Regions from separate parts of the Mus musculus genome. Here all the other regions are linked to region 4. A link is a loop called in an ENCODE intact Hi-C map of the cell type or tissue named here. Cell type or tissue: gastrocnemius. All regions are shown on one strand. Region 1 has its middle 36 kb from the start of Gm41259. Region 2 has its middle 130 kb from the start of Gm41259. Region 3 has its middle 58 kb from the start of Gm23139. Region 4 overlaps Ptger4 (prostaglandin E receptor 4 (subtype EP4)).

What was found. Hi-C counts contacts between places; a loop is a spot of excess contacts. Peaks named below come from ENCODE experiments on the same cell type or tissue, not always from the same donor. Only the 100,000 strongest peaks of a DNase experiment are listed, where the experiment ranks them.
Region 1: a loop joins it to region 4, with 6 times the contacts of the local background. A loop is called at or near these places in 34 of 42 quality-filtered maps.
Region 2: a loop joins it to region 4, with 11 times the contacts of the local background. A loop is called at or near these places in 39 of 42 quality-filtered maps.
Region 3: it touches region 4 in a loop (21-fold over the local background); 32 of 42 quality-filtered maps call a loop at or near these places.

Annotation. Positions count from the first base shown.
Region 1 is chr15:6,077,991-6,082,990 of GRCm38, forward strand. No RefSeq gene overlaps it. Among named protein-coding and RNA genes, the nearest start is that of Gm41259, 36 kb to the left of the region's middle. In gastrocnemius, a CTCF peak has its summit at 2,929 (motif pointing left); a DNase peak (open chromatin) is centred at 2,933; H3K4me3 peaks cover 991 bases; H3K27ac peaks cover 1,362 bases.
Region 2 is chr15:5,913,246-5,918,245 of GRCm38, forward strand. No RefSeq gene overlaps it. Among named protein-coding and RNA genes, the nearest start is that of Gm41259, 130 kb to the right of the region's middle. In gastrocnemius, a CTCF peak has its summit at 2,239 (motif pointing left); a DNase peak (open chromatin) is centred at 2,214.
Region 3 is chr15:6,207,061-6,212,060 of GRCm38, forward strand. No RefSeq gene overlaps it. Among named protein-coding and RNA genes, the nearest start is that of Gm23139, 58 kb to the left of the region's middle. In gastrocnemius, a CTCF peak has its summit at 2,440 (motif pointing left); a DNase peak (open chromatin) is centred at 2,434.
Region 4 is chr15:5,233,930-5,238,929 of GRCm38, forward strand. It overlaps Ptger4 (prostaglandin E receptor 4 (subtype EP4)), which reads right to left. Exons shown (of 3, transcript NM_008965.2): 3 at 1-1,293. The coding sequence ends at 703. Among named protein-coding and RNA genes, the nearest start is that of Ptger4, 7.8 kb to the right of the region's middle. In gastrocnemius, a CTCF peak has its summit at 2,798 (motif pointing right); DNase peaks (open chromatin) are centred at 1,006, 1,773 and 2,801; H3K4me3 peaks cover 2,598 bases; H3K27ac peaks cover 1,883 bases.

The DNA of each region.
Region 1 (5,000 bases), 840 kb after region 4:
GAGTCATTATTGTACATTTCCATGAATAATTGATAATAATTCCAACTTCACAGGGCATTTCCTATACATTCACCACACCCATTTTAGTAAATACGAAGTGTATGTTTCTATAGGTTTACTTGTATTTCACCAATGACTCCATCCATTAATCTCATTGTATTTTCTCGGTGATGCAAACCTCACCTCTCCTCATTTGCTTTTATTAGTCTTAGCTGTCTGCTCTCACGTATCCTTATATTCAATATTCTAACAGACAAAAACATTCTTCAGATAAAGAAATGTTTCACCATAAATATTAGATTATTTTGACTTTTGACTTGACAAATGATTCTCTTTCATGCACATTGGCACAATGAAATGCATGAAAGTTCATAAAATTGATATATTCCCTTAACACTTTAGTGTTGTGATATCTTCAGGAATATCTTCTACAGCTTGGGTGCCATCTATGACTAAGTGAAAGAGATAAAGTAGAGGGTAGTTTACTCCCACAGAATTGTTGAAGAAACCCTCATGGGGTAGAGCTACAGGAACGGAGGCATCCCCTATTAAAGGAACTCAAAACGTTAGAAGCTGGGTTAGGAGATGCTAAAAGCAGAGCGAAAGCAAATACAAAGGTCCTGAACAAAAGACTGAACCTGGTACTTTAAATGTTAGTAAGGTAGTGTGGATGCACAGAAGAGTCAGAGAGAGAACTGTCCTCAGAGTAGTTGGGATGCAGAGTAAAATTATAGGTTTGGGTGAATGCATAAATTTATACGTAGGCTAAATTGTCATAAAAATGCATACAAAAATTTAAGTATAAAGACTTCATGATATTATTAACATTTTTAAGATACAAATTTTGCTTTTCGATGGAAACATACGACACGAAATAATACAGAGGCATGTAGGACCTAAATAAGAAACAGTGATGGATTAGGGAGATTGGGAGAGGAAAGTGGATTTATGTTGGAGGGATAATTAGCAACACTTGCAAACAGGACAGGTTTGCTAGGTATGCATGAGACAGAATTGCGACAGGTACTCGCGTTTGCGTTGGTGCCGGTGCTTTTCTTTCTTTTTTTTTTTTTCAGAGTTTATAAGATATTTTTTAATACCCAGAAACTAATATCGATGATCACAAAACCCTTTGAGGCAAGAGCTTTTATCTTAGCTTTATAAATGCGACTTTATAAATTTTCATGACTTTCTCAGGATCATTGGGCAGATTTTACAATTCGTTACACGCAGTCCAGGATATCTTTTTTTTTTTAACTAGGTATTTTCCTCATTTACATTTCCAATGCTATCCCAAAAGTCCCCCACACGCTCTCTCACCCGCTCCCCCACCCACCCACTCCCATTTCTTGGCCCTGGCGTTCCCCTGTACTGAGGCATATAAAGTTTGCAAGACCAATGGGCCTCTCTTCCCAATGATGGCTGACTAGGCCATCTTCTGATACACATGCAGCTAGAGACAAGAGCTCAGGGGTACTGGTTAGTTCATATTGTTGTTCCACCTATAGGGTTGCAGATCCCTTCAGCTCCTTGGGTACTTTCTCTACCTCCTCCATTGGGGGCCCTGTGTTCCATCCAATAGCTGACTGTGAGCATCCACTTCTGTGTTTGCTAGGCCCCAGCATAGCCTCACAAGAGACAGCTATATCAGGGTCCTTTCAGCAAAATCTTGCTAGTGTATGCCATGGTGTCAGCGTTTGGAGGCTGATTATGGGATGGATCCCCAGATGGACCATCTAGAGACTGCCTGTGCTTTTCAATGAGATGGAAAATACTGAAGAACTCCAATCTGAGGAAAGCATTTAATGTTGAATAGGTAATTTACTGTGGAATCAATGTAAATTGACTAAACATTCCTGTTAAAACATATCTTGTATCGAGTTAAAAGAAATGCTAGAACGTTGAAATTACCAAGGTATAGTAATGTGTCTCTGCCATCATCAGCACTCAGAAAGCCAGTGTATGCTATCCTCCCATACACACAGACAAAAAAAAAAGCAAAAAGATGAAACTAACAAACTCAAAGAAAGTAAAAAATAGATACTGAGATGTGGGGAAGGCATTCCTAGCATATAATTTTATAATCTTTAAGTTTTATCAATGTCATGATTTTGTTGCCATGATAAAAGCACAATGACCAAAGCAACTTATAAAAGAAAGAGTTTATTTTGACCTAGCACTGAGAAGGAAAATCAGTAATGGGAGAGAAAGGCGCCACAGTGCTCAACAAAAGCATGAGGCCTAGAGGGCAACAGAAAAGCGAAAGCTGGACAGCAATGTGGAAATGGAACAAGGAAGGCTAGTTACTCTCAAAGACCTCCCCAGTAAAGCTCTTCCTGCAGTGAGTTTCTTGTCCTGAAACTTCCATGGCGTCCCCCAAAAGCACCAGCAATGGGGACAAAGTGTTAAATATATAAGCCTATGGGGAGAAATCTTCTATTCATGTTACTATATTTGATAAGAAACATTTCATTTACTTGGAAGGATGATAAGGGAGAACATGTTTCCTTGAGGAAGAGTATAAGCTTTATATTTTATATATGCCATCACATACATATATATATGGAGAGAGAGAGAGAGAGAGAGAGAGAGAGAGATGTGTGGGTGTGTGTCTGTATTGCACATGCTCAAGATTTCCTTAAGACAATTATATTTTTTCTTGTCCACATTTGACTTGTGAATGTCTATTTGCAAAACAATACTATATTCAAATCCTAAATTGCATGAATTATAGTGTTAAGTCTCAGATCAGAAATTAAAAGCTATATATGGGTGTGTGACCTAAGTAAATGATGATTTGTTCAAAAGAAAAAATATTATTCAATAATGGGCATGTTCAAGATTACTGTTATTATACTGACTTGGTTTGTGTTTCTGGAGAAAGAAACCACATAAAATGCACAGTTCACTACTGCCCTCTGCTGCACACAGGGCAGAGGAGAGAACTCGGAAGAGTGGCCAGAGAGCTATAGTATTGTGTCCTGACAACACACTCAGGTAGGATCCTGTTTAGTGACCACACTAACTGATCCTGGGTAAAACACACTTACTGAATTTCACTGCAAAAATAGTGTTTCAATCAGATTCATAGTGTGTCTAAAACACCCTCATAACTCAGGAGAAAAGATAGCTAAAATCCAAACAAAATGCTCATGCTGGACAGATCTCCGTGAATGAGTTACTTTTTCATAGACATGGTCTGAAGCCAGAGGGAAGCATCTCATTATTAAGGGGTCAGTGGAGTTCCTCTTTGATGTTTAGTGAATTATTATGAGAAGAACATCCAGAGAACAAAACGTTCCAATGGCAAGTCAATGATAAAATCTTACAGAGGCAGACCAGAGTAAGGCAAATTTGCCTTTTAGAAACTAGGAAGGATTTTCGTTGTTTTGTTTTCAGTTTTGTTTTGGTTTGTGTGGAAGGCTTCCAGCTGAGAGAGAACACTATGTGCCTCCTACCAACAGAAGGCTTGTTACAATGGAAGCAACCCTTAAACCGCATTCTGCCAAACATGCAAACATTCGTCAGCAAACAGGAAGAAGTCACCCAACCTAGTCATGCAAGCTGGCTGTCTTCTCAGGCCTCAAAACTCTCAAGTGCTCACGATGATCTTTTAGCTGACTCAAACAACTTTCTATCGGCTGCTGAACAACAAGTCATTTCGGGCTGGAGTGGAAGGGAAAGGCGAAGAGGCAAACCAAGTAACATAGAGACCATATAACATCACACCATAAAGACAGAAATAGTCTCTTTACGTGGACAAAATAATGTTAGAGCATCTAGTAAAACTAAATATTGTTTAAGTATTATTTAACTCCTGGTTTCCTTTCAGTTCCTAAATGGCTCCCAGTTAACAACATCTCTGGTGCATCTCTAAACAATTTCTTTGTGGGGCTCTGACTTATCTCGTGGTCACCAGTGTAGGACCACTGAATCCTATATGAAAGGTAATTTTGAAGCTGATAAGGCATATTTTGAACGGCAAAATCAGCAAAGCTTTGTTTTGGCAAGTAAAACGATAGAGCATGGGCAAACAGAGCTTTAATGCCACACCAGTTTTCATTTAACTGTTGTTTATCCATATACCAAATTTGCAAAGTTATCCACTGTGCACTTGCCTGTTCAATTGAAACTGCCTCAATGTTTGCAATTTTAGATATTTCCCTTTAAATATTAATGTCCTATTAGACAAATGGCTTGAACATATTTTCATGCATCATGTTGGTTTCCTTTATAAGGTCTACAAGTTGAATTCAAGGCATACTCAGCCTATACACACCACACACACACACACACACACACACACACACACACACACATTTTTTAAAAAAATATCTGGAAATCAAAGCAAAAATAAGCTATACCTTTACATGTAGTAGGATGACTGATATTTAAAGTCAAATTGTACTAACTCAGAAATGTATACTTTACGGAGTCCTATTTAGTTGTTTTGTTTTGCATTGCCTATGCTTTGGGAAATAATATTGGTAAAATCATGCCAAGACCAGTTGTACAGTTGTGCCAGTGTTTTCTTCTAGAATGTTTGTGGTTTCCAGCCCTATAATTAAATCTTCATCCATTTTTTGTTAGCTTGTGTGTATTATATAATCTAATGGTTCAGTTTCATTGTTTTGTATATGAGCTTCATTAGTTTGACAGCTTGCCATTTTCTTATTTTGTATTCCTGGCATCCTTGTTCAGAATTAGTAGATTGTATTTATGGATTTATCTCTGGATGCTTTACTGTGTCCCATGGCTTTATACATCTCTTTTTGTGCCAGTTCCATGTTGTTCTGATCACTGAAACTCTACGATACATGAGAAATTTCTCAAACTCAGTCACCATGAGGAAAAAATAAGAAGCTAAGGCCAGGAGACTGGCTTAGCAGGAAAACACTTGCTTCCTAAATGTAATGACACCTGAATCTGTATTTCAAGCACCCATAAAACACCTGATGGTATGTGTCCCTTTCTTGTACTTCCAGGGCTCAGAAGGGAGA
Region 2 (5,000 bases), 680 kb after region 4:
GCCTATATGAGGGTGCTCCTCCACCCACTTACCCACTCCTATCTCACCCCTATAACATACCCTTACTCTGGGGCATCAAACATCCACAGGATCAAGGAGCACCCCTCCCATTGATATCAGATAAGGCAATCCTCTGTTGCATATATATCTGGAGCCATTTCCATGTATACTCTTGTTGATTGTTTTGTCTCTGAGAGCTCTGAGTGGTCCAGTTAGTTGATATTGTTCTTCTTATAAGGTTACAATCCCCTTCAGCTCCTCCATTCCTTCCCCTAGCTCTTCCATTGGGGTTCCTGGGCTCAGTTCAATGGTTGGCTCTGAGTGTTTGCATCTGTATTGGTCAGGTGTTCCCTCTCGGGGAACAGCTATACTGGACTCAGCAAGCGCTTCTTGTCATCAACAATAGTATGTGGGTTTGGTGTCTGCAGAAAGGAATGGATCCCTAGGTGGGGTGGTCTCTAGAAGACCTTCTCTTCAGTCTCTGTTCCAGTATTTTGTCCCTGTCTTTCGTTTAGACAGGAACATTTCTGGGTTAAACATTTTGAGATGAGTGGGTGGCCCTATCTCCCAACAGGTTCTATCTCCTCTTTGTTGTGTATATCGGCTAAAGTCAGCTCTTTTGGGTCCTGTGAGCCTCTTGTTTCTCTGGTATCTGAGACTTTCTAGTGGCTACCCCCAGGTCCCCATCCCTAACTACTACATATTTCTATATAGTATTATAAACAGAAAACTAACAATTGAGTATAGAGAAAAATAAATTGGACAGATGACAATTTATTTGCTTTACATTTTATTGTATAAAATGATAAAGGAAAAATGAATCAGACAAAAAAGGGATCAAGTGCCAGTGATTTCATACTGCTTAACTTATTAGTGATGACAATATTTAGTGAGGCAAATGGTGAATGATGTCTGTAATGCACTATTGCTAGCTGAACATTCATATATGTGGTTCGTGTGAATGTACGTATTCTTGGTCCGTGCATGCGCCTATGTGTGTTTGTGGGTGCATCTGCACATATATGTGTGTGCTTCTACAGACCACAGGCATCTTCTTCCAGAAGTCTTTGTTTTATTTTTCAAGAAATGGTCAAGAAATGGTCCTCATTGACTCTGTAGCTCACTGATTGGGTTACACTAGCTGCTCAGTGGACTCCAAGGCTCCTCATGGCTCTGCCTCTCTAGAACTGAGGCTGCTGATACAAGTTACCCTGCCTGTCTTTTTATGTGGATGCTGGTGATCCAAAGTCAGGTCTTTCTGCTTGCACAGTAAGCTCTTTAATAACTAAGCTATCTCCAAAATTATAGTTTATTTTGTTTTATAAGAATTTTGAAGATAATGGCCTAGTGTCTATCTGTATTTATGTACATAAATGTGTGTGCGTGTGTGCGTGTGTGTGTGTGTGGGTGAATTCTTCCTCAGACCAACACTAACTGTGACAGGAGGTGTTTGCACTCCTGATTCTGTGTTGGTATATGACCAGGAGGTAAACACTCTGGTTATGCATATGAGATGTAGAAGTGACAGGACTTAATCAAAATGTGACATTTCAATTTTCTGTTCCTCCTTCGAGGTTTTATTGGAGACTACCAATCATGTTCTTTTGTAACCCATGAGTATTCAGCCAGGAAATTTTCAATAAAGGATTGCATTGAGGGCAGTAATATTTTTTCTTATATGGAAGACATCTGTGAAAACCAGAGATTTCTTGACTTAAATAAACAAAAATATTTTACAAATTACAAAGTCAGACTCCCTTGAGAGAGAATAAATGATTTGTGAAAAGCCTTGAACATTTTTCTAGAACAAAGAGAATTCTGAAAAGGGTGCATTTGTTATGATACAAAGTTATAACATGTAGATTAGACTTATGTTATTTATACACTGTTTACATATGAGAATTTTAATTTTATCTGATTATATGTTGAGTTTTTAAACACCCCGATATGATGGTTACTAAAACTACAAAAGAATGGACCTATCTTTCCTGAAATTATGAATAAGACGGCATATTCATCATAACAGATATGGTATTCTTTTCTTCTCTAGCTATAGGTGATGATCAAAACAATAAAACACATTTTTGCTGTGTTATCTGAATGATTCTGTGTTGTGCTGTCTTTAGGAATGACCTGAGTGTAAATGAACAGATTGCAGGTGACCCAGGAAGAAACGGACGTTCAGTTTGAAGTCCCAAATCTTAATGTGCATTGTGCCCTCTGCTGGTGGATAAACACCTGAGCCAAGAAGTATTCATGGATGAGGAAAAAAATTATCCTCAGTATTCCATAACTATACACAGCAGGAAACTAGGCAAAGGTAATAAATACTTATTTATATTCCAAGTTACAATTCATGGAATCAATATTTACTCATGAATACAAATTCCTCATCAATACATTTACAAAATCAAGGTATATGATCTATATTAAATTCTTAAGATTAACTTGAAGACACAATGTAAAACAAAAACAAACAAAACCCTACTTGCCTATACTTGTTTCTTACATGGAGACAAAACAGAAGTATAGCAAACTAACCTTAGAAAAGATGTTTGATCAATTAAGATATAATCGTGAAAGCATTTGACCCAGTAGGAGGTGTTATAAGACATTGGACTGGTAGTGAGACACAGGTGAATGTCATGCAGCTTCAACTAAGGCTTGCGTGAAAGCTTCATGTATCTCATTCCCACAGAGAGTCTATTTTTGATGCCCTTTCAAAAATAGTTTAAGTCAATATTAAGAAAGTGAATGCTTTTGTAGGAAAATTGACGAGGCTGCAACATCTTCGTTCACTGCAGGCACAGGGCAGGGGCAATTCAGGTACATGTCAAGGACCACAAAGAGGGAGAACACAGCCTTCTATACCCTGTGTCATTAAGGGCCACAGAGAAGGAGAACACAGCCTTTTGTGCCTAGTAGAGGAAAAGGCTAACTTTATTCTCTTTAAAGTAATTACAGAAGTTATTGTTGATCACGAAGCGTGCACTGAAGCCAGGAAAGGAAGGGATAGGATTAGTCATCTATGTTATCCTAAAATGACAGATCTTATTGAAGTATCTGTCTCTCCAGTGAGCAGATATGACCATTGTTTCAATTGTTCAAGAAACTTCCAGTCACCTCTTGGCAGGGGAAAAGCTAGAGAAACATAGAGCAAAACCATAAGAGGAAACAGCACACTAGACTCCATTCTGACCACAAATCCCTGGATATGACTACCGGTGACGTGAGTGAATGAGACCTTTGCCAATAGAAACAAGTTCAGGGTGACAGAAGAGAGACCACAGGTTTAGCTTAAGGGAGTATTAGCAAGTGTGAACCCCTCACTCAGCCAATGTCCACTCTTTCTGATAGTGAAGAAACTAAGTTGATTGAATTTTGTTTGTTTTTAAAAAGAAGAAATGAATAAAAAGAAGCTGTGATTTCTATCTTTCTGAAACCTAGGGGAGGATGGGAGATAACTGTACACCATGTAATATAGGTGTATGTGTGTGTGCATGTGTGCATGTGTGTGTGTCTGAGAGAGAAGGGAAGAGGGATGGAGAGAATAGACAGGAGCATGGTGATATGCCCTTGTATATAAGCAGAAGGAATATTAATGATTATTTGGCAACGTGTTTGTCAGTAAATTTGAGGACATCTTTTCCATTTCTGTAAAAAGAAGACATTGTAGCTAATTGTGAAGTAAATCTTTGATAAGTCTATAACTCCATGCATCTGACTATTCAGATTGTCTTACGTCTAGAAAGAACGTTTTAAGGAAAGGGCCAGAAAATCTGTAGAGTTTGTGGAGTGCTCTGAATTAGTAAAGTTTCTTGTAAGGGACTTTCATGAAAAAAAAAAGGGGGGGGGTGGGTCTGGTTTGCATGTGAAGATCTTTATCTAAGGTTAGCACCTACTGCATCAGTGATCAGACACCAGATAACTAAGAGAAATGTTTTCACTGGAGGGATTTCTTGGGAGTTTACAAAGCCTTAAATAGGGGTTTGAAGGAGGGGAAGAGTTCAGATTGAGGGGATTAGGGTGGGTATGGCTGGCATGGGAAATGACGTAGCTTAGAATGGGAGGGTTGGCAGGTCTTCTGAGACTGTTGCAGTTCTGAAAAACTTTGATAAGTTTCTGAGGAAAGGCATACACAAAGTAATACAATGCCATTATTCTGTTTGTAATGAATGTTAAGTAAGCTATGGCAGGCATTTGGGAAATGTAAATAGGGGTTTAAATATGACTTTGCATGAAAGGACAGCGTGCCCAGATGTAAGGGCATAGAAGGTGAGGAGACTACAAGTTATATGAGCGTGTACCACAAGGTAGGAAAGCACTGCAAATACAAATGGCAAGATGCTACTTGTGTAAGATTCTCTGACAAGCTTAGAGTTTGGGGAATTATGCCATGGTAACTCAGGGCTTGGAACCAGTTCATGGTGCAGTTGGGGTAAAGCAGACAGAGCACAGAAGCTGTATTTCAAGGTGGATATACTAGAAACTGGCTCTTCCTGTAGCCATAGATTGATTACTAGGTTGGCAAATGAAACACAGGAAGAATAGATAAAGACAAAAAGAGACATGAGTAGAAATGCTTAGCAAATCAGAGCAGACAGATTTACTTTTGCCAAGTTGTAGAGAAAACCATCCCCTTTGGGTTGCAGGAGTATAAAAGAAGTGACATGGACCTGATATGTATGTACATGGCTTTGGGCATCTTGGTATCTAAGTTGCAACATAAATGTCTAAGAAAGTATTCCTTTGAGATGTTACATTTGATGAAGAGGGAGTGGGAAGTAGAGGAAATGAATAAGAGTTCACAAGGACTGAATGATATCAGTGCAAGGTATTTGAATTATTAAATAGTAGTGAGTTTAAATTTGGTAGACTATACAGTTCTATTTGCTTTTGTCATCAGTCATTAGATAACCCAACTGAAAGATTAAATAAACGATAGCCCAAAATAGTAAATGTATATTTCAGCACAACTGATTATTTTTATGAGCCAAAAC
Region 3 (5,000 bases), 970 kb after region 4:
CTAAAATCTATAGGAGAGCACCCTCGTTTTTCTGGTACCCACCCACCTGTTTTCACATTGGAACACATATTTGGAGAGACTTCAATCTGTGTTCCTTATTGGCTGTTGACAGATACAAAACAGAGATTCAAAGAGTTAAGTTGAAACCAAGTATGTGTATGCATGGATTTGTAAACAAACTGCCTAGCAGTGCTGTAGGAACAGACACTATTTCTCTGGGGATGCCCACATACGACTTTCTTCCTGTCCTTTCTCCACTTTCCACTGCCTCTGAAAATTCTGTCCTGTTAATATTAGTTTTTAATGAAACCAGTATGCTTAACTCCAGAGTTATTTGCTGCTCTGGAATTGCTAGTCCTCCTGAGACAGACTCAAGGGCAGGCTTTGCATTCTTTTGCACAGTAACGACACCAGAAAACCAGAGCTCCCATGCAAAAGACTCAGTCCTCAGCAAGCCTTCTTCTCCTTTAGGAAGAGCTGAGAGGAACAGAATGAAAGCTCTTTCAAAAGTTTAATAATAAAACTCACTCACAGCTGAAACATAAGAACTGACTACAGAACACTGCAAAACTGTAAATGCTTCAAAGATACCACAGCAGTTCCCTTAGGTCTTTCACTGGCCAAAATGTCAGTTCTTGGATGCTTACAGCAAAGGAGACCAACATGGCTGACCTTTGTCCCAAACTTGAAACATCAGCCGTAGAGGGGAGCTGAGCAGAGATAATTGAAAAACTTATTTTCAGATGTGCCTTAACATTATATGTCTAATTTTATTCTGACATTGACAAAGCTGCTGGTAAATGAGGTTATACAGTTTCATTAGATTATCTAAATGTCATTTAAGGGAAAGAGAAAACCAACTTCAGTATAATTTCAAATAGCCCCTTCACTGCACATACAAATGGGCTGAGTCTTTAGGCTGTGTCAGGATTTCCTCTATTCCTGTGTCTACTCAACCTACAGAATCATCTCCCCTCCCCCACATCCAAAGCCCCACTCCCTGCCCAACTTGAAAAAGGAACTTCTGTACCTTTCCATATTCTCTCTGCCACTTTCTCATGATAACCTGTCTATCTCCATCAACCTGGGCAACACTTGCTCACAGGCCATGGCTTCCTTTCACAGATTTCCTAAATGTCTTCAGATTATTTATGACTCTTGTTTCCTTCCCCCTTGCCCATCGGCTCCCAGCACACAAGACTTGCAGACCTCTCCTAAGTGCTAGCATTTAAGAGAAGGTTTCTAAAACTTTCATGCCTCTTCTCGACCCCAATGTCAATACAGAAAGCTCTTTGGTGCAACACCTCTGCTGTCCCACGCAGAGATGGATCTAGCCCTTGAACATGCTACACAAGCACTCCACCATTGACTGAGATAGATATGCAATGCTATGTTCACTTTGAAACAGAGTCCAGACTGGTCTTAAACCTCTGGCTTGAGCTTGGGATTTTCTGGTCTCAGTCTTCCCATTTGTTGTGATTTCAGCCCTGCACCACCAGACCCAGGCACATCTATTGCTTGATCTGTGCTTCTAATGGGACCAGCAGACTCAGCTATTGATAGCTATGTGAATTAATTGAAAGATGGTACCTCAAAATACAGTCTAAGTTCATACCATTCCTTCTGGCAAACATTTAGTTTAACACCTCTGCTCAAATCTGACAAGAAAACCCTTTTCTCTTTGACTGACATTTCTTGTGAACCCCAAGATAGGCAGTTGGCTGCTCAATTGTCATTTCTGTAACTGCCGCCTCCTCTAGACATTAGTTTGTCTGGATAAGTTCAAAATCAAATTCTCATCACCCTTTTTCCAGATCTGTATTTCTGTATTAGTCAGGGTTCTCTAGAGTCACAGAACCTATGGAATATATATATATATATATATTAAGGTATGCCTCAAGATCTGGATTAAAGTTATACGCCATCCCACCTCAAGATCTGGATCAAAAGCCTGTGTCTTCCAGATTCAAGATCTGAATAAAATCCATGTTGTCTTTCTGCCTCAAGATCCAGGTCACATGTATACCCTCTATTTCTAGATTGCAGTTCACTTCAGTTATAGTCAAATACAACTGAGAATACCCTTCACAAGACCTAACCATGGATGTCCTGGTTTGATCTAAAGACTTTGACACCTGGCTTAACCTTTATCGTTAACTGTTATGTCTGGAGTAGAATTGTTAAAGCAACCTTAAAGGACTCATCACAGAGAACACCAACAAAAACAGAGAGAAAGGACAGGAAGGAAAGAAAGGAAGAAAGGGTGGGAGGGGGAGGAGGGAGGGAGGAAGGAAGGAAGGAAGGAAGGAAGGAAGGAAGGAAGGAAGGAAGGAAGGAAGGAAGGAAGGAAGGAAGGAAGGAAGGAAGGAAGGAAAAAAGCAGCTAAGGTCACCTGTGTAGCAAACATTTTTAACAATGGCTGTACTGCCATCTGCTGGAAGAGTTTGTAAACTGCACTTGAACTAAAGCTTCAACTCTGTCCCTATATTCTGAACACTCTAAACACAGACTTTCATGCTGGATGTTATAGCAGATTTAGAGATTTCTGCAAGACGTATTTTTGACTTAAAGCAATACAAAGTTACAATTAACAAGCAGTTGATTGGCTTTCGATTGCAAGAGACATGTTACACTGACAAAACTTCAGTAAAGCAATGGCTGATCTGTTGAGCAATGTTAGGGTTTGTAAAACATCTTGTCCAATGTCAGATAAGCTTTAGGAAATCACCCAACCTTTAGTGCTCTCTGATCTCTAGAGTCAGGCTGCCTGTACATTTACTGCTATGCACTGTTGCTGAGTATTTAGGGGGTCCGTTTTCTCTTTGAACTGGCTGGTTTTGTGTGACAACTGAAGACAAGCTAGAGTCATCAGAGAGGAAGGAGCCTCAGGTGAGGAAGTGCCTCCATGAGATCCAGCTATAAGGCATTTTCTCAATTAGTGGTCAATGGGGGGAGGGCCCAGCCCACTGTAGGGGAGGACCACTTCTGGGCTAGCGGTCCTGGGTTCTTTAAGAAAGAAGGCTGGGCAAGCCACGTAAAGAAAGCCAGTAAGCAGCACCCCTCTACGAACTCTGCATCAGCTCCTGCCATAGGTTCCAGCCCTGTTTGAGTTCCTATCCTGACTTCCTTCAGTGATGGACTATGATCTGTAAATGGAAGCCAAATAAACCCTTTCCTCCCTAATTGCTTTTTGGTCATGGTGTTTCACAGCAATAGAAACCCTAACTGAGACAGTCTTTGTCATATGGAGATGGTACTATCACACCTTCTCAGGAGTAATGGGAAGATCCAATCAGGAAAAGCTGTGAAGGCACTCAGAACAGGACACAGTGTTTAATAACTATTAGTGGCTTCCGTTAACCTGCGCAAGTTGCTGCAAATTTTACATAACCATCCCAGTAAGTGACAGTGAGGCCGCAGAGGCTGCAGGCGGTCCCACTGAGTAAATGACTTTCAACTAGTTTGTCAATAAAATTTTTGAAGTGTAACGTGTATATAATAAAAACTCATCGATCATAAAAAGCACAATTTTAGGAGTTTTTTTACTTTACACAGTAAAATTTAACTGTTTTCATAACTACTGTCGGGATAAAGAACTTTGTCACCACCCTGTGCCCGTGACCATCTCCATACTCACTGCTACCTCGCCCTTACTAACCACTGCTGAAATCTTTACGGTCTCAGTTTTTCTCTTTAGAGTTTTGTTAACGAAATTGTAGCATTATGCAAAGTGTCGTGTCTGGAATTCAGTACTTAGGACGAAGATGTTGCGATCCATCTGTGTTGCTCTGAATGATACGAGTTCATGCCTTTGCAATGCACCTTAGAATTTCACAAAATCTCAGATCAAAGTCACTGTATCTGTACCCTTTCTGCAGACACGTGTTCTCCTTTCCATTTCATAAATATTTAGAGTTGTTAAAGCTTGAACAATTAAATAAATATTTGTAATTAAATATAACTGTCAAATGTTTATATTATTTCATGGTCCTGTCAACAAAGTTGAATTCTGGCAAATAACTAATAAATTCAATTTTATTTATTTTAGCCATTCTAATTACCTGTATTGTAGAACATTCTTTTCGCTCACAATTCTATTCCTAATCGTGCCTGCCACTCATGTTTTCTGTGTATTTTGTAATTTATTTTCTGATACAGCTTTGAGAGGAAGTGTGCTTTGCAAATTTAGCTCGTAGCAAAGGCTAGCTCATACCTGGTGGCTCATTTTACCATCTTTACAAACTCCTCTTTACAGAGCAAATGTTTTAATTTGTGGGTTAGAATGCTGCTCAAGGGAAGTGTGCTTGTCTAAAGCTCTTAATGCACTCAGGTACTAGAATAAACTTAATTTTTCATTTACATGAAATCCATCTTAGAAAATGTCAGTGCTCTCAAACAGTTTTGAACCTGGACTCTTTTCTTTGAGGATTTCTTTTCATTTCTAGTTATAGGCTCTATATTTGGAATTATCATCTTTCTTGAGTTAATTCAGATAAGCCATGTGAGGTAGAAGATGAATTACAACACTTTTACACATATTCAGTTACCATGGCACCTTTGCTAAGAGGACTCTTATTATCAAGTCATTATTTTGACTAGCTGCAAAATTTTATTTGAACATATATGTAAGGTTTAAATTCTGAAATCTACTGGGCCTGTAGACATAGGTGTTTCCTTAAATATATTAGTTATTTTATAGTCTTGGTATTAAGTACTGTCTTAATCCCATGTTTTTCCCTTACAAAAATTTCATCTCCTAGTAAATTGTAGATATATGTTATTAATTTATACCCCCACAAAAGGAAAATGTTGATGGTATTTGTACAAATACCACATTGAAGTTGTATCACTATGGGAAAGGGAGAAAAGTATTTCATCTCGGGAGTTATTAAGTTGTATCTCAACACATTGATTTGGTTTCTTTTACCCATGTTTGTGGTACATGACTCGTGTCTTTTATTAAATTTAACCTTTAGTATTTTAAATTTTGTATGCCATGT
Region 4 (5,000 bases):
AATGTTTTTATTTTTCATTATTATATATAGCTTGGAAAATATATTTTAGGTTGTTCATTTTTCACATCTTAAATACTACTTATTTTTTCTTTGATGATACTAAACTATTTTAAAAATTTATATCTATTTTATAGATATTAGTTTCACTCTGTTTTCAACACTTTGGCCTGAACTTGTTTATGGAAAAAAAAAAATAACATCGACAATATTAGCTGGTTATATTGGCAGGAGAGGGCATATCATGTGTTTTTTATACCTTGTATTAACAATAAACCTTCTCACAGAGAAGAACATAAATACCTTAAATTATATTTCCAACAATAAAAATTCACATTTCATGCTTTAGTGAGACACTTAAGTCAGCTGTAAGGTAGTCCTCAGAGTTTGGGGTAGAGCCCTTCCAGTAGCTGGACCCCTGGTATGTGCCAAATAGAAAGCTCTTTTGCTATGACAATAGCGTAGCTTCTGCCATCTTCCTGTCCAGTAGAAAAAAGCTGCCAAGTTGCAACTGCAATCTCGAGTCACATCAGAATGACAGCCAATGTGCTTCAAGCCTGGGCACTCAAGGACCTCAGTCTGCAGCCTTGGAGAGCCCTCAGGAGCTCGCCTGTTCTCTAGTGGGAGTCCAGATGAAGACAGCCCTTCTGAGTACAGCTATGTATGTCTATTGCACAGGATTTTATAAGATTCCCCCTTTAGCTACTATATACATTTTTCAGATAATTTCAGAGTTTCACTGGGGAATGTGACTTGCAGAGAGTTTCCTTTAGAGGCAGGCTCCTCTCTGTGGCTCCCACTAACCTCATCCACCAACAGGACACTCTCAGAGTCCTGGCCCTGGGAGGAGTCTGAGGTCTCGGAAATTCGCAAAGTTCTCAGCGAGGTGGTGTCTGCTTGGGTCAGGCCCATGCCATGCGAACCTGGAAGCAAATTCCTGCCTCCGAGGCTGCTTTCAGTCAGGTCTGGCAGGTACAGGAGGGTCTGGGACGTGCTGCTGATCTCCTTTAACTCCCGGGCGAGGAAGGAGCGAGAGTGGCCGGACATGGCGGAAGATGTCCTCCGACTCTCTGAGCAGTGCTGGGCCGAGCTGTCTCTGCCGGAACCGCCAATGCGGCAGAAGAGGCACTTGATCTTCTCTATGGCTTTACTGAGCACAGTCTTCCGAAGAAGGATGTAAATCCAGGGGTCCAGGATGGGGTTCACAGAAGCAATCCTGATGGCCTGCAAATCTGGGTTTCTGCTGATGTCTTTCACCACGTTTGGCTGATATAACTGGTTAATGAACACTCGCACCTGTGTAAACGAGAGGCAGGCCCACGTTGAAATTTTTATAATTATGCAATTTGGCAAAATACTTAAGTGCTCCATTTATCTTTGCCACGTGACGTGATGTAGCTGCTCTCATGTGGGAATGCCTGCTCTGCTACAGCAGTTGACACAACAAGCTAGTTACTGTATTTTAAAGGAGACTCATTTTGTAAGCCAATTAACGGTGAAATCATTACAAAAAGCTGAGTTGTCTATGCTTTACCCCCAGAGAAAATGCTTTGTTGTTTTGACCCACCGACGATCTCTCCTGTCACCCAGAATCACTGGAGAACTATGTTTTCAGCGAGATGGTGTCCGCTTGGGTCAGTCCTAGCTCTCCCTGCTCTCCCTAGTAGTTACATAGTGTTACTGTCTCTCAGCTACTGCACGTGGGCAGGCTCGGGAAGAGCCCTTCCTGAGAAGCAATAGCATTGGGCTTTGATGGAGGAGGGGCAGTCTGCCAGCTTCCCACGGAAGGAAATAAGATTCGGCAGGCAGAGAGAAAGTGCAGAGTCATGGAAGAGTGAAATGCTATGTCATCCTCCAGGAAAGCCGGATGATTCACTGGAATGAGCCAGGTCACCATAAGCCTAGGCAATGTTAGCATTCCTTAGCGGAGAAAGCACTTGTTAGTACTCTCAAGTGTATTCCCAATGTGTTGTAAAACTTGCTTGTAACCCAGGTAAAGTGAAGCTCTGAGATCATAATCACTGCCCTGCTCGTGGGAATTATTTTAGGTGAGGAAGAAATAAAAAGTTATTCTCGTAGTCAGGAAAGAGGAATACCAGTTTTAAAGGGCGAATGAGCACCCACAAAGAGCCTGTAGCAATTAGAAACAAACGTTTGTAACAAGACTTGATGTTTTCACTGTCATGGTGTTTGGTGTAATAACTAATGATTCATGCTATATTGCTTACCAGAAAAGGGCATGGATATGTTAAGAAAAATAGCAATTTGGGTAAAAGCTTTAAAAAATTAAAGATATATTTTTAAATTAATTTGTAAAATTCAATTTATATGCAACTTATTTCTTGATGATCTGAGCCAATGATACAACTCTATGTCTGTTTCTTCATTGATCCCATTTAGGCAAATGCCCAAGAGTCCTTGCACGTCCCCAGTGTTCTTAGTAGTCATTGTTTTTCCCCACTGGTTTTGGAAATATATTGGTTGTAAAACTTGTAAAAACCTAACCTAAATTTCTATCGGTTCCGATATGTTGTTAGCAGCTACTCTTCTAGGAGCCACGGAATTGTGAACTCTAAAGATTTTGGAGAAAGGATTATCAACCGCAAGTCTTGTAGAATAAAAGAGTCAAATGGACTTCAGATGAAATTCATCTTGTTCTCTTGAGGGCAGATCAGTAAAAATGATGGAAATTAAACAGCAGGGGATGTTTCTAAAGATGAAAGAAGTGTTGGGTAGGAACGGGCTGGTAGCCCTGTCGGTGGCAGGGTTTGTGTGAAACGGACACGCTAATCAGCCTCCAGAGGGCAGTGTTGCCTCACTCTGGAGCGGCTAGTGCTGTCTCTCCTGGGACAGGTTTTGTTTTGTTTTGTTTTGTTTTGCTTTGTTTTGTGAAAGAAGCTTTTAAAACAGAATCTTGGTTAAGTTTGGACTTTGAATGATATATCTTAACATGTTTTTATACTGGTTGCTTCTCCACCAAAACCTCAAAGGAAACACGGTTTACCTCTGAAAAGAGGAAATTTCTGAACGGTTAAAACAAAAAGCTGTAGTTACTTAAAGGAACGCATGAAGAATTCACATTTTGTTTTTAAATTAAGTCAATGTTGTAAAAAAAATGAATGATGTATTGTTTCATTTTATCTTCAGCCATAATTAAATTTGACAGCTATAAAAGGGAATGAAAACAAGGCATACACACACACACACACATATGTGTATATATGTATGTATATATATACACATATATGTATATGTATATATATGTTGTAATGTCTTTCAGTAAATGAGAGCTCATAGGGGTAGCATATGGATGGGTATAGAGTATAGCATTCTGGGCTAGGATACGATTCAGTGGCCTAGCATGCATGAACCCTGAAGCTTAATTCCCAAAAGTGCAGAATAAATTCAATAAATAATTCCAAATTCACATAAAAATTTCTCAAAAGCCCAGTTGTGGAAGCACGTGTTGCTGATCAAACAGAACCTTTGAGTCAGAGGGGGCGGGAGGAAACTTCTAAAAACCTTGCTGAATACAAATGAAGCTGCTTCCTTCCACTTCAGACCACGAGCGGCTGCAGGCCTTGAGACTGTCACTTGTGCCTCATATTGGCAGCGATTCAACAGTTCCGAACATCTTAAGACTGATCAGACAGTAAGCCCAGGAGCACTGAAATAGCACTTGGAGGGGCTCCAATAAAGTGAGAGGTATGGCTTCAGGAAAGTTGATGGGAGGGTGTATGGTAATGTGGTAGAGAGGCCTGACTGGACAAACCTCTCCATCGTTAGGCTGTGATGTGTAGGTGTTTATCATTTATACTTAAGTGGTTTGGATCTTTTTGTTGTTATTGTTGTTGTTGTTTCGAGACAGGGCTTCTCTATGTACCCCTGGCTGGCCTGGAACCCACAGAGCTTTCCCTGCCTCTATCTCAGGAGTGCTGGTCTTAAAGGTGTGAGCCACCACTCTGAGCTGTGCATACATTCTTACAGTGCTTGGAACAACACCTAGGACCAGCGTGTATTTCATCACCTTACTATTTTCTTATTAACCCACGTGTGGAAACCTGGCCCCTGCAGACTACACGGATAACTGCAGGTAAAACACAGCTTCGGGGTACAGCTGATGGCTGGCATTCAAAACATACTTAAGAATAACCTGTTCGAAGGGAATGTTGACTTGCATTGTTGAACTCTTGACTAGACTAATGTAATAATTGATTGTCTGAATTGAAACGCCGTCTAGTTAACGGCAGGCTCTGTCACTGGATTTGAGCATAGGGCTACTTGTTCTGTTCCAAGCACAGGAAAGGAATTATCTCTGTGTGCTCTGTTATCTCGTTGCCTTGTGAAGAGCCTAGAATTGACACAGCTGTTACTAGAAGTCCTCACCACACCCCTGGAAAACAAATGGCCAAGGAAAATGCCCTTAACTGAGTGGTGGTATGAGACTGTATTTCTTGTTACTTCTAGGCTACTAACGGGTCATTCATTGCATGCCAGTCGCCTAATCCCTACTGGTTAATATCTACATTGTGAATCTATTTTAAAAGTTGTTTTGCATTCCTAATTCACAGCTTTCACATTTCAGCTCTAAGGGAGACAATGTCCTGTTATAGATGTTCAATAAAAGCAAAGCTTGAGATGTCAGTAAAGATGATGAGAAGAACTGAAGAAAGATTCATTCCCAGCCATCCAGTTAGACACAGTTCTTCATCTGCAGCTGGGGAAACAGAGGCGTGGAGTGGGTAGGGACATGAGCCACTGAGCTGATTCCAACAAGCTGCTGGGTTTGGCAAAACCCTGTTTTTCTGTACTGCTCTGCAGTCCTCCCAGGGCTCCTAAAGGCCTTCCGTTTCACATTATGACTCAAACATTGCTTCTAGGAAGCGCAGTTCTTTTAAAACTTGGTTGCATTTTTTTTTTTTTTTTAGAAAAGTGATCCATCTCATTGGTTTTGCTACAGTGGCATCTAAATTAATCACCTCCCTTTTACCTGTGCATTTTCA